Regions from separate parts of the Mus musculus genome. Here region 2 is linked to region 1. The links are chromatin loops, found by intact Hi-C in ENCODE. Cell type or tissue: heart. All regions are shown on one strand. Links, peaks and the distances in the headings refer to the core of each region. The heading gives the core; the rest is flanking DNA. Region 1 overlaps Nlk (nemo like kinase). Region 2 overlaps Nlk (nemo like kinase).

Region 1 (15,926 bases), core at 2,644-10,643:
TTCAAAGCAGATAAAATGAAACTCACGAAACGCTGATCTAGATAGATGACTGAGAAATTCTTCTAAATTTTCTGGAGCTTACAATCTTTCAAAAAATAAAGAGGGGCTGGAGAGATGGCTCAGTGGTTGAGAGCACTGGCTGCTCTTCCAGAGAACCCACGTTTTCTAGCACCCACATGGTAACTCACAACCAGGGAGGGGATCCAACACCATCTGGCTTCCTTGGGCAATAGGCATACACATGTTGTACATACATACATGCAAGCAAACACTCATATACATAAATAGATCTCTAAAAATTAAAGGAGGTGGCAGCATAATGCACCCAAAATAGATATCAATACAAAACTGCTACATTTAACAGGAAAGACTGAGTTGTTTCAACTGCTGAGCCATCTCTAGCCCAGTGGCTTTCAAGCTTCCTCATGCTGTGACCCTTTAATACAGTTCTTCATGTTGTGGTGACCCCCAGCCATAAAATTATTTTCGTTGCTACTTCAAAATTGTAATTTTGCTGCTGTTACAAATTGTAAATATCTGTGTTTTTCTGCGGTCTTTTTTTTTTTTAATGTTACTCTTTTTTTGTTTGTTTGTTTGTTTGTTTGTTTTTGGAGACAGGGTTTCTCTGTATAGCCCTGGCTGTCCTGGAACTCACTTTGTAGACCAGGCTGGCCTAGAACTCAGAAATTCGCCTGCCTCTGCCTCCCGAGTGCTGGGATCAAAGGCGTGCGCTACCACGCCTGGGATTTTTCTACAGTCTTAGGTGACCCTTGTAAAAGAAACATTAGAGCTCCAGGTTGAGAACCACTGCTGTAGGCTACCCACTGCACTGTCCTTCCTTTACCTAGAAGTTTTATCACTTGTGACACCAAAGCAAAACTCAAGTCACTGTTGCATACAAAACCAACAGAGTGTTTTTTAAATACTAGGGTTTTCCCCACAGATACTTTTACTGCAGGTTTCATGTCTACCTTTTATTTGGTTTGGTCCTAATGCACTTTTGTATGAGGACCCCCTCTGTTTTCAAGGGACATTCACTGGAGAAGTATTACTTCTAAGAATAGAGAACAAAGGCATTGGCTTGCCAGGTCCAGCTTTGTGACTAAACAAATCTCTCGGTTTCAAATCAACAATTTGTGTAAGGAAGCGGGCTAGATGCATTCTAAAGTGCCATAGCTCTACAACTCACTCCTTTCAAGTAGGTCTCTAGGCCTGTAAGAATTTAAAGCTCAAAACAAATGGCTAAAAACCTACCTTTATATATAATACCAGTGAAACAAATACCTAACTCTAATAATTAATATCCCCCTTTCCATAAAAGCTGTGTAAATAATATAACAAAAATGTTATTAGTGGTGTAGACTACAAACACTTCTTTTCTTTTGGCTTTTCTGTAATTTTTGAGAGCCTACAGTAAACATTATTACTTTGAATGAAAGAGAATTAAAGCAGGAAAAATTTTTCCTTTTATTCACTGAAGAAAAGCTGGGTCTGGAAAGCTCATTCTAAAATCGGAAGGACTTTTTAAAAAACAAAACAAAAAAAAATCTGTAGGAGTCACATACATACATACCTGTCAAGGAACATAAGTTAGTTAGTTTGGGGAAATACTATTTCTTTACTTTTACTAAAACCTATAGTAACTAACAGCTCCATTTTCCTAGCACTAGGCTTGATTCTAAGACACACATACATACATATTCACTTACTCCTCAACAACCTACTGCCCTACATACGCTGCTTAATGCATGAAGACCATCAGTACCAAGAGAAAATGATGTGCCCATAGCCAGTGAGGGACAGAACCAGGACTTAAGCAGAGGACAGATGCTAGCTTCTAAGCCACACTGTCCCTCTGTACTTAAATGCTGTCCTCCATTTACTCTTGCCTTTTGTTCTACAACTGCTTCTACTTTTCCTCAACTCTGGAGAAAGAGTATGTAGGTAGACTAGCTGAACTTTCGCTCGCTTTAAAATATAATTCATTTCCAAGTCACTGCTTCAAAGCTACAGGGAACATGATTTAGTCTCCATCCCTGCCAGTAAATGAATAAAACTGTAATATCTGGGGGTGGCCCTGTAGCTCGGAGGCAGAGCACTTGCCAAGCACATGTGGGCCCTGATCAATCACCAGCACTGTAAGTACGTGCACACAGACGCACACAAGTGAAACATGAAAGGAACTGAATGGCATGCTTTAGTAACTTTAATACTGGAATTCTGCAATAAAGAAAGGTGCTGTATTGATTGATATAATCTCACCTCCTGATCTCTTGGAAACAGTCCCTAAAACCAATTACTTATTGAAATGTTTTAATCACATCATGTGTTTTTAAAAAGCACATCAATGTTTACTTCCAATTGTGGCTGTGGTGCACACCCAACTAAATTCACAACCCCAATTACTATAATGTAAAGACCCTGGTAAAAAAAAAAACAAATACAGACACCAACCAATTACACAGAATTAAAAGTTCTCACACTTTTCTTAGAGACCACTCCAAGCACACCTGTGTCCCTACAGGACCCACAAGCTTGTTGCTTAGCTTCCAGATTACTTTTAATATGCTCAAATTTCCCCCACATTTGTATTACTAATAAAAGTCCAGTCTTGTGGAAGTAAAATAGTTCCCCTACTGCAAACATCAGAAGAAAGAGGAAGGTGAAGAAAGGGTGGCAGAAAGCCTTCCCTGAGCTCCAGGTTACTGTGGCTGCTTCTGTTTAAGTAAGAGGACACAGTGAAATAAAGTCACCTGATTTATTTCAACTTATACAATTTGCAATTCTGTAGCTCTTTGCTATGGTGCATTAAGAAAATTAGCATGTAAGAAAAAAAAATCACCTGCTTATGTAAATTGGAGGATGATTTTTATCCATGCAGACAGAAAGGGAGAAGAAGAAGCTGCAATCTAGGTCAAATGACTAATTTTATCTGTTTGTTCAAATGCCTCACTTCACCTTTCTCTGTAGCTCAGAGCAACAACGTTGAGTCAAGGGATAAGCAAAAGCGTCTGTGTTGTTATTTCCCAGTAAGGAGTTAGCTGACACCGCTGAGCTCTGTATTAATTGAGCTGAAGACAAAACTGAGACCCTTATCTAGATAATAAAACCACAACTAAGGGGGGAAAAAGAAATCATCCGAGATTATCTGCTCTAATTGGGATGGAAAGTAAAGGTGGCAGGGACCAGGTAGCAATTTTACCTTCTGCTACTTTAGGAAGTTTCAGAGCAAAGGAAAATATCCCCAAGTAACTCAGGACAGACAAGTCCTCTAAAAAGAACATCATTCAACTTTGTCTGACATAAATTAGATGAACGTGTTACCTTGGTCACTAATGACTCCACTGCTGGGAGGTGGCTTTCCACTCAGCTGACTGCCAGGAAGGTGCAGAAGATGGCCAGATTGCTCCAACATTATGTGGTGCTAGAGATCAAACCCAAGCTTTGTGCTTCCTACACAAGCACTCTCCAAACTGAACTACATATCCCCAGATATGTAGTTAACTTTTTAAACAGTTACCTTTAACATCCTATCTCCATTAACCTGCATTGGTACACAAGTGCATGTAAGTCCAACAGCAGCTAAAGATTAAAACTGTGCCAATCAAAGAGGCAGACAGAACATGTGGCTACTAAAATCCTATTCTAAAAGTGCCTAGTCCACACTGAGATGTGCGCTAGCACTAGAATTTTATAACCTAAGTATGAAAAATGTGCCAGGCAGCGGTAGCACACACCTTTAATTCCAGCAATGGGAGACAGAGGCAGGCAGATATCTGAGTTCGAGGCCAGCCTGGTCTACAGAGTGAGTTCCAGGACAGCCAGGGCTACACAGAGAAACCCTGTCTCGGGGGGAAAAAAAGTATGAAAAATGTAAAATATATCATTAGTAACTTTTAGTAGAATGAGTTATGTTCCATATAAAGCATTAAATAAAACATATTACTAAAAATAATTCCACCTGTTTCTTTTGCCTTTTTTTTTTTTTTTCACTGTGCTAGAGCGTCTAAAACCATGTGCATAGCTTTCATTATTTCTGTTCTGGGCAGCAAGCACTGCTCTTTGCTGGGAATGCCCATGAAAGCTCCTTCCCTTGCAGAATCACCTAGGAAGTCACAGGCCCTTTCAACAAATTATTAAGGGCCTTACCCAATTTCAGAACCTAACTTACAAATTAGTGTAAGTACACACACTATTGCCCCAGTCATCTTACTTGATGACACAACAACAACAACAAAATACTTATTATTAGGTTTTATTTAAAACTTCAAAAACCTGAGCACGACCTGATATTGGGAGCTTGAAGGAGAATTCTGCTACAGTGAGTTCAAGGCCAGCCTGGGTGGCTTTATAAAACCTTATCTCAGAAACAAATATACAAAAGGGTTTGTAATGTAGCTCAGTGGTAAAAACACTCATCCAGCATGCACAGGCCCAAGGCTCACCTGCCATGTAAAAAGCAAATTTAAAAAACATCACTAGCAGTAAGAAGGCTAAAATGGACACCAGGAGTTTTCAGCCAGCCTGGGAGTCAATGGTGAGATACTGACTCTGGAGGAGGAGGAGGACAAGGAAGAAGAGGAGGAGGAAGAAGAAGAGGGGGAAGAGGAGGAAGAAGCGAACAGCAGCAATAATAAAAATGAAAGTCATTCCAAATATTTAAGAAACCAAACAAATAAAAGGCTGATGGTAAGGCTGAAGAGATGGCTCAGCGATTAAGAGCACCTACTGCTGCTCTACAAGAGGACCTGAGTTCTTTTACCAGCATGTTGGGCAGATCACAACTGCCTATAACTAACTCTAGTTTCAGGGGCTCAATGTCTCTGGCCACTACAGGCCCCTAATAAACATGTACATACCCATGCGTACATAATTAAAATAGCTTTTAAAGTTAAACAGTTGTGGTGTATATAGTTTAGTGGTGGGTCTCCTAGAAGAGAAAGGGAGAGGAAAAGAAAGTAGGGATACCATCACTGCTGTTGTTATTGCTATTATGTTGAGGCAGGGGCATGCATGTGCCATGGCAGGCCTGTGGAAGCAAGAAGAAAAATTTTGGGAGTCAGTATGTGAGTTCTGGGTTCTGAGTACTGAGCTCAGGTCTTCAGGATCACTTGATAAGTGCTTTTACCCACAGATATTGACCCCAAGGTAAGATATCTAAAGCACTAAAAGGTATTTTACAACTAGGAAAATAATAGCATCTAACTGCCCAACTGGCAAGCTTTCCTCCATAACTGAACATGTATAATCCTCAGCAATCAATCTGTAATAAGAGGGAGAGAAGTCTCTTGAAATGAATATTTAAACTCTGATCTCAGCTAGACCGTGGAAACAGACGCTCTTAATCCCAGCACTTGGGAGGCAGAGGCAGGCAGATCTCTGGGTTTGAGACCTGCCTGGTCTACAGAGTGAGATCCAGGACAGCCAGGCCTACACATGGAAGCCCTATCTCAATCTATCTCTCTATCTCTCTATCTCTATCTATCTATCTATCTATCTATCTATCTATCTATCTATCTATCTATCTATCTACCTATCTATCTATCTATCTATCTCTGATCTCAATGGCTCAGTAGTTAAAGAACTTGTTGTACTTATAAAGGACCCATCAAAATCCTATGGAATTCCAATTCCAGGGGATCTAACCCCTTCTTTTTACTTCTCCAAACCAGCCACACTGGACATACATACTAGAAAGCAAACACTCATACATATAAGAATTAAAAAAAAAAACTATACTAAAATCTGATCTCAAAGTTGAACAAGGTGACATTTATCTTACCTTCCCCAGCCCTGCCCCACCCCCCAAACCCCAGATGGAGTCTCACAGGGATCCCAGGCTGGCCTTCAACCTCCAATTCTACATGTATCTGACATTAATCCTCCCATTTCTATCTCCCAAATGCTGGCATTGCAAGAGTTATCACATTGCTGGATTTTATGTGGCTTTGTGCATGTTCGGCAAGGACTCTACCAACTGAGCTTCTCCTTAGCCCGTGCTCTTCCTTTAAACATCTGTAATAGTTACCTTTAAATATTTCAATAGCTCCCTGTCCTGAAGAAAGCTGTTGTGGTCACGATCAGATTTTACTTGCCCACAAATAATATTATGCTTTCAAATATTCATGCCATTTTATAAAATCCTTAGAAAGCAGAGACTTTTTATAAACAAGGAAACCAAGGTTCAGAACTTTTAATAACTTTACCAGAATCACAGGCTTGTTGATAGTGATATCGAACCAGAATCTATGCTGTCTTCTAGCAAGGTTGGCTTAGTAGTCTACAATATCACTAGCATCAATGAATAAACTTCTCCCAAAGAAAACAGTATCTTTTATACTATAAACATCAAGTTCTCTGGTTTATCAAACTTGGAATCTAAAAAAGTGTTAGTAATAATAAAAGTGCTGCTGATACTTAAAACATTGAAAATCTCTCTCTCTCTCTCTCTCTCTCTCTCTCTCTCTCACACACACACACACACACACACACACACACACATGAAATTCAGATGTAATCATTCTTTCAAATGTCATCAATGATCTATCTATCTTCTTGATAAATGCAATGGTCTTTTCTCCATGCTAATTTTCCTTGACTTTTATGTGAACCAGCGATTACCCTATTCTCCTAACAGCCTCCAACCACACAGGGCTGTCATTCATGGTGAATACATTTCCTATCTGACTGAGCTACAGTCTGGCCTCCAGTAACAACTTCTACCACAGCAGAATACCCCCAAGGCTCAGACAGTCCTCAGCAACTCTACCTTTTCATTTAAGCATTCAGAAGATTAAAGCTGATCAATCTTCCTCTTATCTAAAAACTTTCAGAAGCTGCCATTTACAGGGTTTCAGTCTTTTTTCATCCTCACCCCTCCCCCCAACAAGAGCTTTATGTTTAAAACTGGGAAGGAGAGTCTGCTTCCGTTGGAAAAGAACCTCAGTTTAGGCCCCCAGAACTCAGGTAACCAGGGCTCTTGGCAAAGGCCTGAGATTCCAGTGCCGGGGAAGCATAAACGAGAGGCCCTCTGTGGCAGGCTGACAAGCCAAACTAGGTCCAGTCAGAGACCCTGACTCAAACAAGATAAGGTGGGAAAAGATACAAGACACCAAGCACCAACCTCTGACAGCCAAATAATAATGTCTTAAGCCAACAAGAGTTAATGTTCTTTATCTTTTTTTTGGGCAGACAGGGGCACACACACACACAGACACAAAAAGACACACTCACACAACACACACAAAACAAAAATAAAGTTTTTTAAAAATGTCTTTTAATCATTCCTTGTCAAGTTTTGAAACTGTAGATACCTTGAATGTATATATGGTCCTTTCTTCATGAAAAGATCCTTGCCCTCTCACCCTGCCACACCAATAACCTCTACTTTAACATGAGGTCCCAACCTCTTTCTGCACTAGCAAAAATAATGTCCTTCTTACCACCCCATGTGCAACACTTTCTGCAACCCCAAGCTGTGGTGTCTGGCATCGGGGCCCACCCACCAACTATCATTAAAACAGCACAGATTTACATGAAGAAACCGCCCATTTGCCAACAAGCCAGTTTCTTTCCATGAATAGTTTACCTTTTCTAGGAAGCAGCACACCTTCCACAGAAATGTCTTCTTTATGCTCCCAATAATATCCAGGGACCATCAAGCTTGCTGCATTTATGGCACCGAATTGTAACTATCCATTTACAAATCACTCTCCCACCCCATGGGAAGAGGTTAACTCTAAAGTTCTTATCACCTAGCACAGCAACTAGGAAACAGTTAACACACACCCAGTACACAGGTATTATCCAAAGTGAGGAGACTGCATTGTTAAGGTTATTAGAGAGTTTTGTTTTGTTGAATTTTTTTTTTTTAAGATAAGGCCTTATTTTGAGTCCAGGTTAGCCTGGAACTCATGATATAGTCCAGACTGGCCTTGAAATCACAGCAATCCTCGTGCCTCGGCCTTCTGAGTGCTGGGATTCAGATAAAAAGGTTAAAACATGATGCTCATTCCAAATTAGTTTTAACTTTTTACTAAGGCTATGAACTAACTACCTGAGAGTAAGGACATTATTTTTCAAATTACTTAGTTACTATAAACTCTTTCAAGACAAGATCATGACCCTTGTAAGACGGGATAATTGCCTGCAGCCCAGCACAATACACCACACACAACAGAAATGACAGAAGCAGCTTTGACAGAGGCTTCAGAAATCAACCACAGAACTAAATATCCGTTCTTACTGTCTCATAACAGTGCCTTTCCATAGCAAGCTAACAAAAAAAAATATATGGACTAATGAAGCCCATGTACAAAACTTTCACCGTCTGACAGTAGATTTAGTCAAGCTAATTCAAAATACAGGTGTGAACCCAGACATAAGTAAAGAACACTTCTCATTACCCATGTGTCACACATCCCTGTATACGCTACTGTATCCACAGCACTACAAGGAAGTGGTACAGGTTCAGTCTGAGCACAGCTGTCCCTCAGAATCAGCTTTCTGTATGTTCAGAGTGCTAGAATTTTTGCTAATATTTCTTGGCTAGGTACTTCTGAACTACTAATGCCATCTATCATGTCTTGGCACATGCTTACTGACTGCTCTGTAACTGATGCCTCGGGCACTCTTCAATATTACCCCCTAGCAACAACAGGATCAAAATGACAAGCTATTTTAGTTAGGAAATCATTGTTGCTGTGCACTAGATGACCCAGTTAACAAATAATTCACTGGAGTGGGTTATTATTATGGATGTACAGGGAATCGTAACTAAAACCCAAACATAATCTACCAGGTAGCTTCATTCCATTTACTGGTTAAATGACAAATGGAAGAAATTTCTTTGTCCTTGACAACTTCCAACCAACTGATCACTGATCAGCATGTTAAGGAAGCACACAATATATGCAGTTGATCCTTAAATTGCTAGCACATCACTAAGCCTGAGTTAAAAAAAAAAAAAAAAAAAAAAACTTTTAAAACAACAATAAAGCAGCCACTCGATTATAGCACAGAAGTCAATAAAAACTTGGTCAGATTCTAGTTGTAAAGAAAACATTCTAGTATCCATCCCAGTAGAGGTCGTTTTATATCAAAGAATAACATTTCTTCAGATGTCATACTTTGGAGAAAGACAACAAACAATCTACATTCAAACATATATCTAGTTAATAGATACAAATATCCTCCTCTGGCATAGCAAATGGAAAGGGGGCTGACTGTACCAGTCCCCGAACTGATTTAGAGATACTGTTATTTTAGCTAGTTTAAAAGGTAATGTTTTTCAAATGTTCTTTTTTTTTTAAGTCCTTTTTTCTAAGTTGGTATTTAGTACTAACATGACATTAATCTCCAATTATAAAACAAATTTACTCTTTGTTATATTGCGATGGGTTTTTTTTAACATGCAAATAATCTTCAGAGTTGAAATCTAAAATCATTTTGAATGTTACAGGCTACACGCTCTCAATCACCAAGAAACAGGTACAGTAATATTAGACGGTGCAACTTTTCTCCTCTAACTTTTCTTTATGACCATGAACCTGTAGTTTCTAAAGGTACATTTATTTGTAGTTGAAATCAACAATATAAATTTCCACACTGCTAGTTTCACACAGATGCTCTGTTATATCTAGAAAAGCAACCATTTCCTTTTTATGGTGCAGGCTCTGCTTCTTCAAAGCTCTTTGCACAAAGCAGACCCCCTCCCCCACCCCACCCCCAGAACCCAGCAGTGCCTGTTAATCTTGACTGATAGTAAAGAAACACTACAGACTCTTAACCTGGAAAAGCTACTAACAAAATACACTTTTAGTATACTACTCTTACTGGTGTAACTCAATCCAGGATCTTCCCCAACCATCCGAAAGCGTTCCCCATTTTCCAACACCTAATTTCTTATTTACAGAGTAAGAGGACCACAGAAAACACACTCTAATTTTCACAAGATGAACAAGTTAGACATCTCTGCCACGCATGAAAGTTTACACTGAATAATTTCTCATCCACTCACAGACACTTCCCCCGCCTCACAGAGATCATCTTTAGCAGTTTACTTTTCCTTTAAACACAAGTGAATTTCCACTCAAGCACCTTAGACAGTGATGGCAACCTTCACTTATGCCTCCCAGTCGGTTAATCCACAATAGTTTCTATGACAGCGCAGATGATGAGTGGAACACTGGCTATACTATACCCAAAGTAGCTGTTTTGTTGTTGTTTTAATTGAGAGAACAGAAGAGTAGCTTCCCCTCAGCTCTGAAATTTAACCTTCATTATCTCCTTGGCACAAATTCAATTGAGGAGGTGACTCTATGGTATTTAAAGTCATGCCTCCTAAAATAATTTGAATGTTGATTTTATACGGTAAATCTGACAACACAGGAAGATTCTTCCTGCACATTAACAAAAGCATTTTGTTCTTTTTTTTTTTTTAAACCAGCAGTAACTACAATAGCATCCACTGAGGACTTACTGTATACTAGTTATATTAGTTTATAAGGATCACTTCATTTAACCCCAGTACCAATTCTGAGATCAGAGCTAAGATCCCCATTTCACAGATGAGGGACTGAAAGAGAAAATTATCAAGATCACAAAGCTCAGTGATAAGTCACTAAGTATCACAACAGAGATGTTGAAGTTTTGAAATACAGATAAAAGTAACTTGCTAAGGGTATTAAAGCAAAAACATTCAAAGCTTTGCAACTTTATTTGAAGTACAAAGACAACAGACTGGATGCATCTACGGATCTTTGATCTTTTAATTAATCAGACAAGTAAAAAGCTAAAACATTAATTTTATAAAGTGGAGGCCTTTCCTGGACTCACTTTATCAAGGCAGCATGTAGCATTAATCCAATCTATATTTTATGTTGAGAGTGTCAAAAACTGACTGGGCTTAGAAGTCCTCAAACTCTTCTCATGCTGTCAGCTTACTCCAATTCTTTAAACTATATACTTCATAAGACCCTGAAGCACTTTGTTCCAAAGTTGCCACATTTTTAAAGCACAGTATTTTTCTCTAGCAAAGGTGAACTATGGACAAAAGGATACATTTATATTATCTTCACCAAAAGATAGAAATATTGTTTGTACTTTGTTTTTGCATTACGAAATGTCCATATGGGCACAAATGCAAAATACAAAGTCCCAACATCTGATAATGCAGGTCAAATTATATATGATGTTTTAAGAACCAATGAGCAACATCGATCATTCACAATGAATACATTTCAGGCTACCCCTGCTCACATTACCAGGTAAGCAAGAACTCTTACTTTGAGATAAAACACAGCAGACAGTTGTTAATGAAACCTTAATTGAACTGTCAAAGCACCATCTTTACCAGCAAGCTAATGGGAAACTCACGATTTTACACAACTGTCCAAGACTGGTAAATTATTCTACTAGTAAAATTCAGCAGAAAGGTAAATCGAGTTAGGTACTAAGTTGTTCGGTGATAAATCTGAATGGTAAAATACTGCATCATTTCTATGAATATTTCTCCCTGGCTGCATTGAAGACTAGTCACCCTCAAAATTATATTCACGTTTTGGCCATTAGTTAGTACCCCAAGGTGCATGTCCATGAAAAGGAAGGGAGTAGATACAATTCCTTATATAAACTATGCCCAAAAAATACTCCCAAAATAACTGACTGAATCTAAGTGAATATGATGCCCAGATAACTACATATAGTTTTGATTTAAATGATGTATCACTAGAAGGATTTGCTTAATCTTTTTTTTTAGTTTAGTTTGTTTGTTTGGTTTTTGTTTTTTTGAGAAAGGGTTTCTCTGTGTAGCCCCAGCTGTCCTCGAACTCAGAAATCCACCTGCCTCTGCCTCCCAAGTGCTGGATTAAAGGCGTGTGCCACCACTGCCTGGCCTGTTTAATCGTTCTAAAAAATAATTGTTTCACACATAAAAAGAACTTTCTAAATTAAAAAGAAAAACTATGTTTTATTAGGTTAAATGGTAAACAACGTCACCTGGAATTTCAGCACACTACTGGCAATTCATTCTGGTGTGGTTATCAAATCTCTAGTTTTAGCAAACTTAGGTCACAAGGCAGTTAAATTCCAAAGAAGCAATTCAGACATCAAGTCATCAATATGTAAATATAAAAATAGAAAAGCATTTGCATACTAAAAACACACCTGGTACTCCTCTCCCTTTTCAAACTAAATTGTATTTCACCTAAAACAGCTGATAAAAACCATTCCTGCCTGATTGTGAAATGAAATCGTATCAAAAAGAAAAAATTGGAAGACACTGCAAGATGGCAGCCATCCGAAAACCAAGGAAAGAAGCTCAGAAGGACTCAAGCCCACCGACACCTAGATCTTGGATTTCTATTCTCGAGAACTGAGAGAAATATATGCCTATGTTTACGCCAAAACAAAGCAGAACATCAAAAAAGCAGTAAGATGCCATAGCACTGTCCTAGGTACTGGAGGAAAAAAAAAAAAGTTCTTCTAGACCAGTGGTTCTCAACCTGTGGGTGGAGCCTCCCTAGAGGATTGAAAGACCCTTTCACAGTATCACCTAAGACCACCGGTAAACACAGATATTTACATTATGATTCATAATAGTAGCAAAATTACAGTTTCGAAGTAGCATCGATGGTAACTTTATGGTTGGGGGTCACCACAACCTGAGGAACTGTGTTAAAGGGCTGCAGCTTTAGGAAGGTTGAGGACACTGTCCTCTTCTAAACATGGTGCTACATCTCTACATTCCCAGCACTCAGAGGCAAGCTCGAGGCCCAGTGAGCTACATAGTTGAGCTCCAGGCCAAACAGAAACAGTTATATATTGATTGAGACTTTGTCTCGAAAAGTTACAAAACAAGTACTTTGTTATACAGGTCGTACCCTCAAGGAACTTACAGTGTATTCAGTAAATATGAAACAATTGAAGATGGTCAAAGTTACTGGTTCAAGGGGCTGTCTGCAAATTTCTAGAAAGGATTCCCACCAAGCACTGGTGGATTTTTCAGATACAAGCGATTCCTAATGTCCACTGCCAGGAGGTCTGACAGATGAGATGCTAGAGCACTCCCTTTTCATTTTTTCTACTCTTGCCATAAAACTGACGTTAAAACTTCTGCAAGTCACATGGCCTTTTGACAGAAAGGTAGTGAACTCGAGAATGCTAAAAAAAAAAAAAAAAAAAAAAAAAAGCTCCCTTTCTGTATCCCTTAAGTTTTCAGCATTGGACACAACCCCATCTTAAAAAAAAAAAAAAATCCAGATACTCAAAGTTTGTGAAACAATGACAAGAGTTAAAGCAGGAAACCAGTTTTCTCCTGCTCTCCTCCCATCCCCGCCTAGTTGGGAAACCCTCAAGGGTTAGGCAAGGAGTGGAAGTGCCTAGTGAATTCCCTGGGGAAGGTGCTCTGGAAGAGAAGAGGAAGGCAGGAATAGTCAGGTCCCCGAACAGTCACTTAGAAGAACCCATTATGGCTACACTCTTCCCCACCAGCAATCCCACAGTCCCTGGAGAAGAAGGAAGGCAGCAATAACCTCCTTGCAGGCTGGCTGAGAAAAACTGAACTCTACGTTGTTGGGTTTTTTGTTGTTCTGTTTTCGTTTTAAGGAGAATTAAGAATCAGCTCACTTAGGTGCCAAGACTTTAACTTCTGGAATCAGATAGCTAGCTATTACACAAATAATATCTAGCTGAATTTTAGCCTTCAAAACAAAGAAAGGAATTTATTTATAGGCAAATTTTAAAGATTTCTTTTTTGTGATGGGGACTTCCCTGGACATTAAGAATCTATGTTTACATACACTGAAAATCTGAAATCATCTCTCCACCCTGGAATTGTTAATCCTTGGGAGGAAAAACTAAGAAAAAGAAAAGCTCAGCTCATTCTATATAGGATAGAAGTAAATGCACTATAAGCTACCAATCTTCCTATGGAGGGCAAGTTGACAAAGACGTTGCATTTAACAAATCTTTAGACGTTTAAACATATCTGACCATTAACAAAAGTCAAGCAGCTTCATTTGTTAAAAGTACACTTCCCACCATAGCAGCTGGCCAATAGTCAGCAACACATTACATGGAATGTGGGCCACTGCGTAGCTCCAGTCTACTAACCTCATTTGTGCTACTCATGTGTGATGCTATATTTAATGCATTCTTATCAGAAGGCTAAGCTACAGACTTCCCAACTTAAGCTTTATGGTTTAAAATAAAACTACTCAAGTGATGATTTTTAATGGGTTTAACAATGAAACCTACCTTTCTTCCCAGGGCCAAGATCACAAAACAAGGTATGAAAAGATATAGTGGGCAGGAAAGTTGACTGCATTAAATATATTCTGCTGAGGACTAGTATAAAGCAATCAAGCTGGGGGTCAGCTGTTGACACCTGCTGTAATTGAGCAGCCAATCCAAACTACCACACTTGAGATGGCCAAGGTCTTTGTAGGAGGTATTTCACACATTTACCTGCTGATCTTACACTCAGTAGCTCTCTGAGTGAGGTTCTTGGAAGGCAAGTTCATCAGTCTGCAAACTTGTGTCACTCTGGAGAAAATGCTCCACTACCATTTGACATGACTCAAAAAGCACGGGCCTAGAGTGCCAGTGCACTAGGCCTCATCGTCATCCAGGAGGATGGCTCCCTCAAGTTGAGTGGAAAAGCTCGCTCTACTTTGGTCAAGATGGGAGTAAAACCAATGAAGCATGGCTTGCCCCGTAAGAACCATGTGGAGTTGTGGTTTTGATACTCACCAGACAACGCCAAAGGCTCCATATCCAATTGGTCTATCCGGCTCAATGTCCAGCTGCTGTTGCGGATGATGCGAGTGCTGATGATGGTGCGCCTTAACTGTAGCAGCTGCAGCAGCCTGTACCTGAGCTGGGGCTGCTGCGGCTGGCCCAGGAGCCTGACCCGGTGCCGGGGATGGGAAATATGGCTGTTGTTGCCCAGGGTTTAACATGGCTGCGGCTGCAGCTGCTGCGGCGGCTGCCGCAGCTGCCGAAGACGTATGCTGCTGGACTGGGTGTACGGCAGCAGCCGACCCCGGATGAAGGTGGTGTTGAGGGTGGTGGTGGTGGTGAAGGTGAGGAGGAGGAAGGTGTGGAAGGTGGTGATGATGGTGGTGGTGGTGACCTGCTGCAGCTGCAGATGTACCGCCATTGTAAGCCGCCATCATTTTTGCGTTGGCTCTTGTGCCACAAAGAGACATTCAAAAAAATGCCCTTTGATTGGAAAGCAAACTGGGTCAAGCTGTCATTTGGCCATTTAAAAAAATGAAGAAAAACCACTCACTCCACCTCAAAAAACATAGAGCGGAACTGGCTTTATGTCTTCATCGGTCAATCCAGACAAGTTTGACAATCTTGGGTGTTCGATTTGGGGGTGAGAGTGTGTGGAAGGGTATGGGTTGTCAAAATAAAAGTTAAGAACATAAAATAAGAAGAAAAAAAAAAGGAAAAGAAAAAGGGAAAAGGGCCCCTTCCCCCCAGGATTCCTGCCACAAGTGGATACTAAAACTCCATTCTTAATGGGGGGGAGGTTCCAACTTTGAATGTGGGAATAAAGGCCAAACCTCCCGACCCCCTGAACTCCGCACACGAAAAGGATCTGGTAACACGCCACCCTTGGAATCTTGTAAGAGGGTTGACTCATCTACCCCTTCCATTCCCACATCCTTTTCTAAACACCTCCCACCTCCTCAAAAACACAATTAAAAAAAAATTCCAACCACTCTAAATCAAAAAAGATGAGGGGAAATTATCAGGGAAACCAGCTTCCAGCTTCCCTCCCCTCGAACTCTCAGGCCTTCCTACATCGCCCCCTACTCCGAGTCTGGTTGACCTGATTGGGGGGACTGAGGAGATGTACCAAACTTTCCTAGGCAGAATGAGCCAGGGAAGGAGGCTGGAGGAAGAGAGTGAGGCGA
Region 2 (15,926 bases), core at 3,832-11,831, 80 kb before region 1:
GGATGCACACGATTACGTACAAATGATCTTTAAAAATCAGGTAAGCTCAGTGGTTAAGAGCACTGATTGCTCTTCCTAAGGTCCTGAGTTCAAATCCCAGAAACCACATGGTAGCTCACAACCATCCATAATGAGATCTGACGCCCTCTTCTGGGGTGTCTGAAGACAGCTACAGTGTACTTACATATAATAAATAAATAAATCTTTTTAAAAATTCATGTAAACAGATCACCTGTAATGGAGCTATAAACTCAACCCCAATGACAGGACATTCTTTAGAATAATGCATACTAGCCTGGCGGTGGTGGCGCACGCCTTTAATCCCAGCACTTGGGAGGCAGAGGCAGGCGGATTTCTGAGTTCAAGGCCAGCCTGGTCTACAAAGTGAGTTCCAGAACAGCCACGGCTACACAGAGAAACCCTGTCTCAAAAAAACAACAACAAAAAACCAGAATAATGCACACTAAGTGTCAGCAGCGGAGCTGTGGGTGACAGTGACGAAACACCACTTCCTGCCAGAATGCCACAAAGGCTGCTTAGGACAGCAACACAGCAGCAGAGACAAAACAGGGTCAGAGAAGCTTCTGGGGACAAGGAAATGAAGTGGGCCAGAGTGGGAGAGGAAGGAGGAGGGGTGTCAGAAGTAAAAACAGGTCTGGATAATTTACTCTGATAGAAAAGATTATGAGAAGATTAGAAAATTAATCTAGAGCCTCAACAGTAAGTAAGCCTCCCTTGACCTCTTCCTTCAATTAAAACAAATGTGAACTATGATCAATATTTACTTAACCCATCCCTAGAATGTTACATCTACTTTAGGAAGTAATTTAAGAACTCACGATAATCAGCTTCATGCCAGAAATCCTGACTGCCCCAACTGTCAAAGACAATCCTGCAGAAAACAGGCAACACAATCACCACAGAAACAAACGCTGACATCAAATTCTGACCTTCTATTAACAGTAAGATGATTGGGTACTTTTCTGTTTTTAGGAAGTCATGATTACTCAAGCAGTTTCAGAGGCGCAGGACTGATGCCAAGAGCATCTTTGTTTAACCATCATCATTAGCATTGATAAATACTGACTGGGTACCAAGTGGGTGTAGAGAGCATGCTAGCTCAATGACAGAGAAAGAGGATGGAGGCATGCACAGCAAACATTCAAGGGACTGAGGAGAGACTGGCACTGTATACATACAAGAATGACACGGCAAGGACAACAAGGGAATTGGCCAAAAGGGAGAACAGTTGCTACAGTCTTCACAGTTTGCTTTGCACCTCAGTTTACTTTGTTTTATCTATTCCCACTAGCTCAGAGAAGTTAGCCCTATCTTCAAAATCATTCCATAGAGACGCAGTGGGTCTAGAAGGGTAAACGAATGAGTCAGAGGTCACACTAGCTCGAAACAGACCTCTGGTGCCAGAGCCCAGTCCTTGTTTTCAACTATACCCTGTTTGTTAAAAAATGAAGCAAACCCACATGACAAACTAAGAACAAAATAATTACACTTCAGAAGGGAAAAAGGCTTCAAAACTGATTTTTGAAAATGAGAAGCTGAACAGACTTAGCTGGTGGGAAGGTGCTGTGATGCAGATCCCAAATGATCAGGGTTACAATCTTGACTCTGTCATTTACCAGCTTGGTAACATTAGGCAAGTTATGTAACTTTCCTGTGCTTATAAAATAGGCATGATGAGGTTCTTGCCAGGATTTAAGCAACTGTGTTGAGAATCACACAGTGTCTGGCACAAAGGGGAAAGGAATGAGGTGGCAGCCATCATTATCATCCTTACAAGGAGGAGGAAGGGTAGAGTTTATTAAGTCTTAGTACCAGGAGCTGTGCCAGATGTTGGACATACATAATTCATCCACCAGTAAGGAGTGCCATCAAGTAACCTTCTCAAGGTCAGAAGTTAGCAAGCTGGGCAGGGGATTAAAATATGAACTCAGGACTGTTTGAAAAAAATGTACGACTGTGTTCCTATTCTTCCCTCTTTCCTTCTACCAGGTGTGTCAAGGTTCAGTGGGAAAAAGACTATAGGTGAAGGGGAAGAATATAAGTAAAAAGAAAATTGACAACTGTTCTACATAGTTCTTTTGAGCCAGTGGGATTTCAAAATGAAAGACCAGGCAATCTCAAAAGAGCATCATTGCTGAAGGAGGAAAGAACAATTCATTCTTTAGGAAGAGAGGTCTCACCCTATGAGCAGGCTGGCCTGTCTCAGCCTTCCTCCGGCTGAGCTTATACACGTGCCCACTCCTGACTACTCACTCATGATCTTCTAAGGTTACACACCTGCCCACTCCTGACTGTTCACTCACAATCTTCTTACTTTTGGCCTTGCAGTACACTTTTTATTCTTATTTTTTAATTATTTTATTTTTCATGTGTAAATATATTTTGCCCACATGTATTATTTGTGTACTACATTCATGCTTGGTGGCCAGGGGCCAGAAGAGGGTGTCAGATCCCCTGGGACCTGGGTTACTTATAGTTATAAGCCACTAAGTAGATAGTGCAAATTAAGCCTGAGTCCTCTGAAAGAACAAAAGGGACTCTTTTTGTTATTGTTTTTATTTTGTTTTGTTTTTCAAGACAAGATTTCTCTGTGTGTAGCATTGGCTGTCCTGGAATTCACTCTATAGTAGGTACTCTTAGCCACTGAGATGGCCCATCTCTCTAGCTTGTGTGATTTGTGTATTAATGCAGCCTCACGTGAGCTCTTCTGGTGCTGGAAAACATTATGTTTACCATAGGTACATTCCTCTAGATTCAGTCACATATGTACAAAAAGATCTTGTGCCAGAAAGAGTTTTCTATAGGAATGAGTCACTTTAAGAAGTAGGTGGGCTAGAGAGATGGCTCAGCAGTTAAGAGCACTGGTTGTTCTTCTAGAAGTCCTGGGTTCAATTCCCAGCACTCACATGGTAGTTAGTTCACGACTATCTATAATGGATCTGATGCCCTCTTCTGTCATGAAGACAAATAGTACAAATAGAACACTTATATAAATAAAAAGATCTTAAAAAAATAAGTAGGTCTATATAGTTGGTTTCCTACAAACTGAAAACTAAAAAAGAGAACAACTCTAACAGCTAATCTCTGTGAGAGCTCAGGGAACTTCCTAAGTGAATTCCTGGCATTGACAAAGGTTTTGTAGTCATGGGCGCAGTGCTAACAACCAGCTACAGGTTAGCATCTTGCAATTGAGCACTGTACACATCCAAAACCAAAGCCTGAGCTGGCAAAGTGGTGCAGTGGGCAAAGGCACCTGATGCCAGGGCAACGGACCAACTCCTGCAAGTTGTTCTTTAGCTTCTGTGTGAGCACCCCTCCCCTACGAGTAGAAAAACACAATAAAAATAGCTGGCCTTGAACTTACTTTGTAGTCCATGTAGGCCTTGAAGTTTCTACCTCTGCCTCCTAAGTAGCTTTCACTCCCAGGCCCAGTACAACCTAATCCTATTTTCTACCATCTGGTTTTCTTGCCACCTCTAAGTAAGTATCAGTAAGAGGAAAAAGAGTTCCAATTAGATATGTAACATTAAACCTATGGCCAATTATGTGATCCAGGGGGTATTAATATTTAACAACATGCATAGAGCAAAGCATTAGAACCAGTAGCATAGAAATAAAGAGCACGCTGATAAAATACAGACTTGTGCTAGTGTTAGGTCTATTAAGTTTCCTGAGGTACTGCTCTCAAATCGAGTTGCTAGCAGGAGACACAGCTGGTCTGTGAAGTAGCTAAGCGCCCCACTGATTCCCCATATCCTCCAATTAAGGTGAGTCTGATGTATTTATAGTGGCTTCTGAAACCTCCAGGTCTCCACGTAGCATATGCATCCTGGTATCTAGCAACCTTAAAAAAAATAGAAATGGAGTCACAACAGTGGGACATGACAGAATAGATCAAATACATACAGTCCCAGGAGTTTCCTTAAAGACCCCCCCCCCCACCTGAATTAAGTCTGGCAGGCAGCTCACAATCAAAGGTTAAGCAGAAGGCTAAGCAGTTTGGGAGATGATAATAGGGTTCTCAGGCTTTTCAGAGGCTCAAATTAGGTGTGCCTTTGTAGATCTGATCCTCTAAAGTCCAGAGCTGGTACATTTCATTCGCACCAGCTGGGGAGGTTTAGAGATATATTTATATTTTAATGGAGAGGTGAAAAGATTAGAGTGAAGCTCTCCCATCCCCCACTTCACCTGGCACAGAGGTGTTTCAAAGATATGGTGTGAATAAGTTGTTCCAACTATAGTGACGCTCTTTAAAGGAGAGAAGGGAAAAATTCCAACTGAGTCAGAACTTTTAAACAGCCTCCTTTTAAAAATAACCTTATGATTTTGTCAAAGACTGGGTAACCTTCATGCGGACAGGAAGGGCTGGCAAAGGCCCTAAAGAAGATGTGACAATTGTTACAGGGAGGAAGTTCTTGAGATTTCAGGCTGAAGGAGCAATTTATGCCAAAACTCTACTTAGTGAGAAAGTTGGTGAAAGTAATGAAAAAGCAGGAAGGTCCACGGAGGATCTTGTCTGGGCAGATGGTTTAGCAGTGCTACTGAGTTGAATTAACCATAAATTCAAGGAAAAGGAACACAAGGTACTTGAGCTAGTCCATTCCAAATGAAGAGCTAAGACCTCTAAAATTTCCTTAAATGTTTTGCCTACATGTAGGCCCATGCACCACATGAATGCTTGGTGAGGTGCTCAGCAGTTGGGGTTGGATTGACCCCCTGGGACTGGAGTTACAGATTCAAACCTGGATCATCTAGAAGAACAACAGTGCTATTAACCACTGAGCCGTCTACCATCCCAGACCAACAATTAAAAACCTTACTTGTACAAAATTCTACTCTGTGGTTGGAGAGATGGCCGCTTAGCAGTTAAGAGCACTGCCTGCTCTTCCAGAGGACCAGGGTACACTTTCCAGCACCCACATAGCAGTTCACACATGTAGTGAGAATTCTATTTTTGTTTTAATCCCAGATATAGGATATAAGTCTGCTTCAGATTGTCCATAGCAGCTATGATTTGCCTCGTGCTCTAGCAGGGATGTGGTTTTGCCAGTACAGATAGTTTCTGCAATTGTGTGACATTTGGAATTCTGGGGACTCTTCAGAGGGTATATACATTCAAGAGCCTGAGAGGCAGAGGTGTTGGTGGTTGGTTTCTGCTGGTCACAGTTTATTAAGTAGTCATGTGCAAGGAAGAAAGAAGATATTAAATATCTGAATGGCAAAGATCAAACTTGCCCTGAGGAACAAAATGCCCCTAATCAGCAGGAGGAAGTCTACTGATAAGTTACCTCAGTTCTCTATCCTTTCTTCTCTTCTATCTAGTGTTAGGGGGTTGGAAAAGGTGGAAAAAAAAGAAGAAATCAGCAAAATAGCCAAAATCAGGCTACAAGTGGCCATTTGTAGCAGCAAGGGAGGAAGAAGTCTGGGCTAAGAGAATCCCGACTCTCTGACCTGAAGCTCTACTACCACTCTCAAGCTCCATCCCCACCCCTAAACCCTACCCAACTCCTCCTCCAGCCCTGCCATAGCTCCAGAGCTCTTCAGGGGACACTTACCACCCACACTTCTATTTAGGCATAAAGACTCCCAGCACCAAACCACTCCCCTCTGGCCAGCAAGTGGGGAGGACCCAGCAGTATCTGCAGACTAGGAGGAACATCTATTGACTTATGTGACCATTCTATTCCCCAGGACTGATGTGGGTGCAGCAGGGTGTCAATCCCGACCACTCCTAACTTCAGGGACATGTGTCGATAGGGAGATGGCGTGGGTTCCTATGGCTGGGACTTCTATTTTGGCCTCTCCTTCAGTCCTAAGCTTATCTACAATAGAAACCTTAAGGCTCACAACAGAGTTTGTCAAGAGGGCTAGGGTCAGCATGGAGAGGATTGGAGCTTGAGAGTGGCTAAAGAATCGTTGTTCCTCAGTACAGACTTCTTCCTCCCCTTTCAGCAGCAAATGCCTGCTAGGCACACCTGTCTCTAAGTCCAGCTCCAGGAGATCCAACACACTCAATAGATAAACATACAGGCAAAACATCAATGCACATAAAACAAAAATAAATCAGTGAAAAGAAAATTGATGGGTACGGTGGCACATGCCTTTAATCCTAGAACTTGGAAGGCAGAAGCAGAAGGGGCTCTGTGAGTTTGAGGCCAGCTTGGTTTACAGAGCGAGTTCCAGGACAGCCAGGGCTAGAGAGAGAAACCTTCTCTTGAAAAAACAAAAATTAATTAATTAATAAAATTCCCTGTAGGACTGGAGAGATGGTCAGTGGATACTGCTCTTACGGAGAACCTGACTAGATTTCAAGCACCCATATTGGGCAGTTTACAGCACCTATAACTCCCATGCCAGGGGATGCAGTGCCCTCTTTGGCCTCCATGGGCACCTGTACTTACATGAATATATCCCATATGTCTGTCTGTCTGTATCTCAATCATACATATACATATAATTTAAAAACAAACAAACAAAAACTCAGAGGCTAGAAAGCCAGCTCAGAGATCAAGAGCATTCTCTACTATCCCAGAGGATTGAGTTTTGTTCCCAACACCTATGTTGGGCTTCAGGGACGGGGTGGGAGGTCTCTTGTTGCCTCCATGGGCATACACATAGACACATACATATAATTAAAAAAAGAAATCTTAAAAATTAAAAAGATAAAACTTAAACACCTTCTTCACCATATCCAGAGCAGGGTTGTTACTTCCAGAACGTCAGTCTGGCACTCACGAACACATAGTAGCTACTGCCGCCTGCACGACACCTGAATAAAAGGAAGCCAGTCAACTTTCCAGTCTAGTGAGGAGCTAGTCACAGTTGATGGCTGCTGGGAGGCCGGCAGGTTTTTTTTAAGGGTGTGGCTTCTGATGGGTAGACTATACTCCAATGGATGGCCGCAAACATGTTATATAAGCAAATTGGACTGTATGGCTCATTAAAAAAACAACACAAAACAAAACCCTAGAGGACATTTCTAGGAGTGGGAAGGTGGGGGTGGGAGGACTAGTAGGTAAATATGATCAGAATACATACAAACATATTTTTAAAAAGGAAGTCCACTTATTCATGTCAACACCATCAGATACCATGTCCTTCGCAGACCCTACTACTTTTAGAGTGTCGCTGAGTTCTATCTCTATGAGGCCTTCCCTGACCACCATTACAAATGTTCTCCTGCCCATCTGGCTCATCTCAGTCTTTGAAATAACAAGGCAGGCACCACTATTATTTAAATTTCATAATGAAGAAACTGAGGCACCATGAGATTATGAAACATGTTCAAGGTCACATAAGCAGTAAGATACAAAGAAAATATTCAAGCCTAGGAGTCAACTTCAGAATGTCATAGCTTCTGTCACTGCAGATTTCCCTTCTTTGACTTCAGGCTAGCAGAATTCTGAACCAATCATAAGGATTTTGAAATAAACCTAGAACAATGGTCAATACCATGAACACTTATTGGAGGAGCCACCAAGTCTTTGTATTCACAAGGAAGGGAACCATGTGGCTGGAAAGACTAATATCAGAATATTCTGGCCAGGCATGAAGGTGTATATATTTGGGAGGTAAGAACGGAGGGACTGCCATGAGTTCAAGGCAAGCCTGGCCTATACATAGCAAGACCCTGTATCAAACAAAACAAAACAAAACAAAACACAACCAACCAAAAAACAAAATCAAAACCAAAAAAAGAAAGAAAAAAGAAAAAAACACCAAACCCCCAAATCCCCAAACTAAAACCAAAATATGGAAATAGGAAATGAAAGATAATTTTCATATTCCTATGTTTGTCTGCCAACTCACTGTAGAATAAAGAGAAAAAAAAAAACTGATTCAGGACAGGGAGGGAGTGGTAAACATAAGGACCAGAGTTCAATCCCACCAGACAGAGAAAAGCTGGACACAGTGGCATGCTGTAATATCAGTGTTAGGGAGGCACAGACAGGAGACTCCCTGGGACTTGCTGGTTAGTCAGGTCCAGCTTAGCCCATGAGTTCTAGATTCAGTGAGAGACCAGGCCTTTAAAAACTTGGAGGAGAGTCACTGGTGGTGCACACCTCTTTGATCCCAGCACTCAGGAGACAGAAGCAGGAGAATCTTTGGAGTTCAAGGCAGCCTGGTCTACAAAGCCAGGGCTGTTACACTGATTAATTCTGTCTCAAACAAACAAACAAACAAACAAACAAACAAAACAACAAGAAAGCAAAATAAAACTATTTTATTTTGGAGCGCAACTGAGAAAAACACCTGATGTTGACTCCTGACTTTCACACTTACCACCGCACATAGAGAATTAATGAAAACAAACAAAATCCAAAAAGTGAATAAAACAATTTATTATAACATTCAGAGAGTGAGAAACATGTGAGTTTGTAAACTATTAAAAATGCCTCCTCTACACTGTAAAGATGTTATGCTAACACATCCAAAAAAAAAAAAAAAAAAAATCCCATGGCTAAGTAGGCACTTTAATCGGGCCATTCACTGAAACAGTCAGATTCAGTTGAGCACATAAGAAAGATTGTGATACTGTCACATAAAAATTACCTAGCTGGGCATGGTGGAACATGCCTTTAATCATTTGGGAGGCAGTAGCAGGTGGATCTCTGAGTCTGAAGCCAGTCTGGTCTACATATTGATTTCCAGGCCAGTTAGGGTGACACAATTGAGTTCCAGTATTAAAAATACCTATTGAGTTAAATGCTCATTATTTATCTAGAATTCAAAAGTAGAACAAGCTGGCTACTGAGGAACACAATGCTCTACATGCAATGAACTATTGACGCTATATACTTTTATAGAATAAAATCAGTGCCTTTAACTGACTTAACTGGATTGAGAAATGGAGAACCCATTGTATCAAATTATTTTCTGTAGAATAGAGGTGAACAGAAAGGCCTGAAAAGCTAACTTGAGTCCTAATCACTTTTTACAGATTTGTTGTTGTTCTTGTTTTGTTTTTCTAGACAGGGTTTCTCTGTGTAGCCCTGGCTGTCCTGGAACTCACTCTGTAGACCAGGCTGGCCTCGAACTCAGAGATCCACCTGCCCCGGCCTCTCATGTGCTGGGACTAAAGGTGTGTGCCACAATCCCCAGTTTATTTACCAATTTAAAATAATGGAAATGGATCAATCTATTACCAATTTACACTGCACAGTAATCAACATAAGCCAAATTATAAAAGAGAGATCTTAGAATATTAAATATTAAGTAGGCGTCACATTTAGAAGTTTTACAATTATTTTTCTCTTTCTTTTAAAAGAATCTTCATCTTAAACCAAGTATAGCAGTCATGTGGTACATTCCCAGAAGTGAGGAGGCTTAGGCAGAAAAAAGGTCATGTTTGAGGCCAGCCTGGGATACATAATGAGAATTCCTCATCCAAAAAATGGCCTTTCTCCAAACTCATACAGATCTGCCAGCCTCTGGCTACCATATGCTATCAATCCCAGGACTGAATCTGGTTTTAAATATTTTTAAAAGTCATTTATGGATTGATCAAGAGTAAGAGTGTGTGTCTATATATGCATGCACACACCACAGCTTGCCTACAGAAGTCAGAGGACAACTTTTCTGCTATGGGGGTTGGTTCTGGGGATCAAAATAAAGTTATCTGGCCTGGTTCAAGTTCCTTTAAATAGTCTTTATCTCAATGTGATGATGTGACTTTTCCAAAGGACACAGTAAATCCTTGCACACTATAGTTTACCAAACTCCCTCAGCAAGATTCTCTTATAAAAGAACAACAGTTAAAACATGCTCTAATCCATTTCAAATATGAATTCTAAACTCCTGCCATACTTAGCTGAAGGAAAATTCCAACCATAAATACAAGACTTTATGAATTTTCATTCTTTACTTTCCCCCTCCTTTTCAAATCAAGTCCACAGAGAAGAAAATTTCAACCTAGAATTCAACTGAAATGAAATTGAAAGCACTAAGTACATGGACAAGAGACTCTGGTTTGTGGATATTGTCAATTTCAAACAATGCTTTCTGAAGACAAGCGAAACAGCAATGTGCCAGAGCAAGCAAGCTATGTTCTCTTTTAACAAACGGTCAGCTCTAAATCTCATCATCAGCCCTGCAACAAAAAGCACGGCGACTTTGCAAGCAGAGAGGAATTGGTGTGCTTCAATGAGAACCACTGACCTTTCCTGAAGCAGCCTGAGCTTCTCCATAGAAATCAATGGAATAAAAGGTCATTCTGTGTAAGTGTTCAAATGGCAAATTTCTTTTCCTTTTAAAGCAAACTAATTTATTGTATAGAATGTCACAAATTAAAACTACTTCAATTTCAACTTAAAACTGACTTAAAAATCAAGGGGGCTGGAGAGATGGCTCATTGGATAAGAACGCATACTGCTCTTGCACAGAACTGAAATTCAGCTTCCAGTACCCTCAGCAGATGGCTTACTACTGCCTGTAACTCCAGCTCCAGTGGGATTGGACACATCTGACCTCATGTAGAGACACACACACACACACACACACACACACATTAAAAAGAAATGATTAAAAAACAAAGGCCCGAGGCTGTGCCCAATTGCTAGAGTGCTTGCTCAGCTTGTACAAGGCCCTGGATCAGTCTCTAGCACTGCATAAAACGGGATGTGGCAGTGCAAACCTGTAATGTCATCATTTGGGAGGTGGAGGTAGGAGGATCAGGATTTTAAGGCTAGCCTGAGGTATACAAGCCTGCCTCAAAAAACAAATAAAACAAGAAGAGCATCCTAAACAAAAAGGCATTACTTCAAACTTCAGCCTTCACAGAAGGCATTGGGAAAGAGAAAAGCCAGCTGTATCTGTCAAATGAAGAAGGTGGAGCCTGATGATCACCAATAGCAACCATCAAAAACAAACACATTTGCATAAAAATCCAGAGACTGAGAGCCAAAAAACACGAATTTGAGGCCAGCCTGGTTATAGAAAAACCTGAGCTAGACTGAGACCCTACCTCAAAAAACCAATCAACAGAAGCCACAAAGACTTTGGAAGAGATTTGCTTTTTTAAACGAATATAACAATTTTAAGAGCTATAGATGTAGCTAAGCAGAATGTTTGTCTCACTTACAAGAAGTCTTAGGCTGGGCATGGTGGCGCACGCCTTTAATCCTGGCACTCGGGAGGCAGAGGCAGGCGGATTTCTGAGTTCAAGGCCAGCCTGGTCTACAAAGTGAGTTCCAGGACAGCCACGGCTACACAGAGAAACCCTGTCTCGAAAACCCACAAAAACAAAAACAAAAAAACAAAACAAAAAATCCAAGAAGTCTTAGGTTTGATTTCAGAACTACAAAGTGGGAGAGCATGCTTGTATCTCAGCAACTGAGAGGTGGAGGCAGTGGGATGAAAATCTCTCAAGGTCATCCTATCCTTAACCACAAAGCATGTCTGAGGCCAGCCTGGGCTACAGGAGATCTGTCTCAATACCTAACCACCTAAAAATAGTTGTTGTTGCTTTTAAAGAGCCTCTATCTACACTGGCAACATTTTATTATACTATAGTTTTCATTTACAAAAAGCTGAGATTTTTCAATGATCTCTTAATACATTCAGAGTAAAAGATGAAAATTATTAGTCTACAAGCTGCCAAATAAATTGATTTTACTCTCAACACAACAGATATGAGGAAGGCAGGCATAGGCTTAGTAACCAGGGAGCATGTTTGGTTTTGGTCATAAGCCTCCTCCCTCTTCCAATCTGAACCTTTTATCTGACTATGCCTACAACCCCCATTCCAAACAATGCACCCAGTTACATCAGAACTCTCAGACTCCTGAACTGGGCTGCATAGACACACCCCTCTGAACAATCATGTAAGCATCTCTGTCCCTAACAACAATCAAATTTGGACAATTTCTATTCAGGTATATTTTCAATGTATGTGGGCATAAAGAATGGAAAGGCTTATCTGGCCTTCATTAGTTTTGGGTGCATGCACTGTAAGGCAAACTGTGTCCCTAATTAATCTATCAAAATAAAGAACCACCCAAACTACACCCCTTAGCAACCAAACTCTCCTTCTTATAGGCCCCATGAAAAGGGAACCATCTGCTGTGGCCCTCAAGAATTCACCTGCATGTGGCCAGCTGTCCATCTTAACAGTGTATCCCTTTCTAATATGTACTATCTCTGTGCTCCAAGCAAAGTTATCTTGCCCTGTTTGCACATCTGTGTGAACCCTTACTATCTGTGATTTAGAAGGAGGCTAATAACCTGGAAACATTCAACCTAGGCCCAGCTCGGAACAGCTAACAAGTAGCATGCTAATCTCTAGCCAAACAAAGACTACAGTTTGTTCTGCTGCTCCCCTGGAATATCCACCCTCTTCAATGCCACTTGTCTAAATTCTTCCTATCCTTTGATGAAGATCTGAAACGTTTGTTTTTCCTGTGTGAAGCCATGCCAACTCCCCTCCCTGCCTTTTAAACTGTAACATCACTTGTCTATATTCTCCTGGCACATCCTACCATATCCATTAGCTATTTTATTTCTTCCTTTTTAATTTTAAAATTTATGCATATGAATGTTTTGCCTGCATACCACATGTGTGCCTGGTGCCTGGAAAGGCCAGAAGAGGACACTGGAGCGGATGGAGCTGGAGTTAGCACAGTTCTGAGTTGCCATGCAGATGCTGGGGATCAAACCTGGTCCTCTGCAAGAACAGCCAGTGCTCTTAACAACTGACCCATCTCTCCAGATCTGAGTTTCTTCATCTTAAAGTGAAGATAGGAATAAAATGTTCAGGACTCATCAAACTTCTTTTGAAAGTCTGTATTCACAGAAATTCGTTTAAAGTCATACAGACAACAGTTCTTTGGTGAGTGAATAAATGAGACAGAGCAGACACAGATGAAATGATCACTAAGTGGGACTCTGGCTAGTCCTTGGTTGTTCTGCTATATTCTTCTTATGGTTGCCTCTACTTCTGTCTAATGCTTCAGAGGTAAAGGGCCATGCTTGGTGACACTAAGCAAGAGCTTTTGTATTAAAATCAACAAATGCTCTTTAAGTAATTCAGCCTTTAAAATTAAAATAGAACCAGTGATCATCAAATCTTGTGTCCTCACTATACCTGTTTGTTTCTCAAGACAGCAAGTAACTCAGGTTGGCCTTGAACCTAATCCTTGCTCCTTTGCCTCCCAGGTGCTGGAATTATAGGCATGCATTATCAGTCCCAGTCTCTGTTTGTAAATCTAATACTTTTCAACTTATATTATAATCATCATTTTTACGATTAAATTTTACACTAGATCACAAAATCCATAGGACAGAGATTTTTTTTTTTAAATCACTTAAAATGTTTATTTTGTACCTATTATGTCAGGCACTGTTCTAAGTGACAGGAACTCAGGGCTGATAAAACAGCCCCCCCCCCCCCAAAAAAAATCCTACAAATAAGGGTTAATAATGCATATTCTTGCAGAACACAAGAAATTCTAGCCTGGCAGTGGTGGCACATGCATTTAATCCCAGCACTTGGGAGGCAGAGGCAAACAGATTTCTGAGTTGAGGCCAGCCTGGTCTACAGAGTGAGTTCCAGGACAACTAGGGCTATACAGAGAAACCCTGTCTGGAAAAACAAAAACAAACAAACAAAACAAAAACTTAAATGTGTTGTGTCTCTTTAAAACTCCCAGGGTGGACTTCTAATCCATTCTACACTGTTGATGTGTAGAAGAGTGCGATTACCTGTGGACTACATGTGTGGGTTCTTCTCTGCACTGGCTCCTGGACTCTGCAAAGGCTACAGAGCTATCTCTTAGAGGTTTCAAGGGGTTGAAACCCCTATCATTAAACACTCCCGCAATACCCAAGCCTAATGTCCAAAAGCCAGTATGTGGACTCTTCTGCACAAAACATTAAGATTATATCTCAAGCTAAAAACAAGCCTTTCCCAAAACAAATTAGTGTTTATTTACTTACAATCCAGTAAGCATCCGGCACTTTTAAGGGCCCTTAATGCATAGAGTGCAGAATCCTAGCTGAAGAAAATACTGGTTCTTGGTCAAACAATTAGAACTATTTCTCTGGGTTTAATTTTAGTAGCTAAATGTTATTAAGGTGGAAACTATTTTCCTACAGATTTCCTAATAGAAGCAGAAGTACAAAACAGAAACCATAATCCATTCAAAGATAACTTGTTAGTTTAGTAAAATACATAATCCTTAATAAAGTCAAATAATATACTTCCCAAACTGATACTTTCTGTTCAAAGCTGTGGTGCTGGTGAAACAGCCCTGTGGGTAAAGGCACTGCTGCCAAGCCTGACGACCTGAGTTGGAAGAGAGAATGGATGCTGCACATTCTTTCTATCCTCTCACCTGTGCACTGTGGCATGCGTGTACTCGTGCCCACTTCATACAGTAGACAAATGTAAAATAAAGTAACGCTGAAGTTATAGTGGAACTTCCTACTTCTGCATCTGTTGCCTTCTACAGGCAGGTGTGTAGACAATTGGTAATCTACATACTGAGCTATTTTTAGCTGCTTGAAGAAATAATCTCAAGATGCATACTATGTAAAAAATCTAAGCAAAATTCCTATAAGGCACCAATATAATCATTTATTAGCTTCAGTCTGTCTGGAGAAACAAATAGTTAACTGCACAAAAGCTATATATTGATCCTGTACATTTGATTACATAAAAATGCTTGTAAAACTCAGATTTTCTAGAATTCTAAAACAATTTAACTAGGGCTTTGGTGGAAAGACAGTAGAAGATTTGAGACAGGGTCACATGTAGTGAAGGCTGGCTTTGAACTGGATCCCCTTGGAGACAGACTGTTGCGAGTCATTCAACGTATGTACTGGAATCTGAACTCAGGTCCTCTGAAAGAGGAGTAAGTGCTCTCAACTGCTGAACCTTGTCTCTAATCCCCGAACTTTTGGTTTTATGATGTTTGTGTATTAAAATTATGTAACACAACATCGCCATTTTCACTTAGAAAAAGTATAACCATGTGGTAAAAGTATGTACAGTGGAAGATTACCTTTCTCCTCACAACATGGGCAATACATGAGTAAGTGTATACATAGATACTGGTGAGGGCAGGGGGGTGAGGCAGAGAGGGGGGGAGAGGGAGAGAAGCGGGAGAGAGAGACTGATTGACTCTAAATATGGATGTCTTCAATTAAATATCCCCAAACAAACAAGTCCATTACATCCAGCTATATATTTAGAACTTGTCTAAAACAAGTCTCAAGGAGACCTCAAAACCAGTTTCTAATAGCACTATGCCATGACCACATACAGTGTGTGCCCTCAGTATCTGCATGAGCTTGTTCCAGGCCCCTCATCAGATGCCAACATCCCTCAAATACATGCTGTGTGTAATCTACACAGATCTTCCTTGCCCACGCTAGACAAATAATGTTCAAAGCACTGGTCTGTATTGCCAGGTTCTCTCACTAAGTCATTTCTAGATGATATAACTAATATAACATAAGCATTATGCAAATAGCTGTCGTGATATTTAGTTAAAATAAGGAAAGGAATATGTACATACTCATTATTGATGAACTATTTATCATGAAGATTTCCATGTGTGGGTCTGTTGGATTTTAGTTTTTGAACATACTAACAGAAGAGGGCCAACTGTATTTAAAAGCCAAAATAGTACCTACTCTAAAATCCATAATGTCGTAGCAATCCTCCGAAAGAGAAAACAGCCTACTGTCTAAAACCACATTTAATAATGAGTGTACCTGTTTCTAAGAGTCCATAGACAGGGTTGATGGCATAGGTAAGTAATATATTCAAATTACATGGTAATTTAAGACCTTGTTAATCTTTAATATATCTGTATTTTTCTTATATAATTTTTCTTATTATCCAACTGAAGAGAAACTAGAGAAAAAAATTTTCCCTTAGGTCATGACAAATTCATTTGTATTAC

Evidence for each region. A loop is a pair of places that touch in the nucleus more often than their neighbours do. Peaks named below come from ENCODE experiments on the same cell type or tissue, not always from the same donor. Only the 100,000 strongest peaks of a DNase experiment are listed, where the experiment ranks them.
Region 2: it touches region 1 in a loop (1.8-fold over the local background); 3 of 42 quality-filtered maps call a loop at or near these places.

The regions. Positions count from the first base shown.
Region 1 is chr11:78,681,058-78,696,983 of GRCm38, forward strand. It overlaps Nlk (nemo like kinase), which reads right to left. Exons shown (of 11, transcript NM_008702.3): 1 at 14,752-15,926. The coding sequence starts at 15,209. Among named protein-coding and RNA genes, the nearest start is that of Nlk, 8.4 kb to the right of the region's middle. In heart, for the core only: no CTCF peak of the experiment used is centred there; no DNase peak of the experiment used is centred there; H3K27ac peaks cover 321 bases.
Region 2 is chr11:78,599,719-78,615,644 of GRCm38, forward strand. All of the region lies in intron 3 of Nlk (nemo like kinase), which reads right to left. Among named protein-coding and RNA genes, the nearest start is that of Tmem97, 57 kb to the left of the region's middle. In heart, for the core only: no CTCF peak of the experiment used is centred there; no DNase peak of the experiment used is centred there.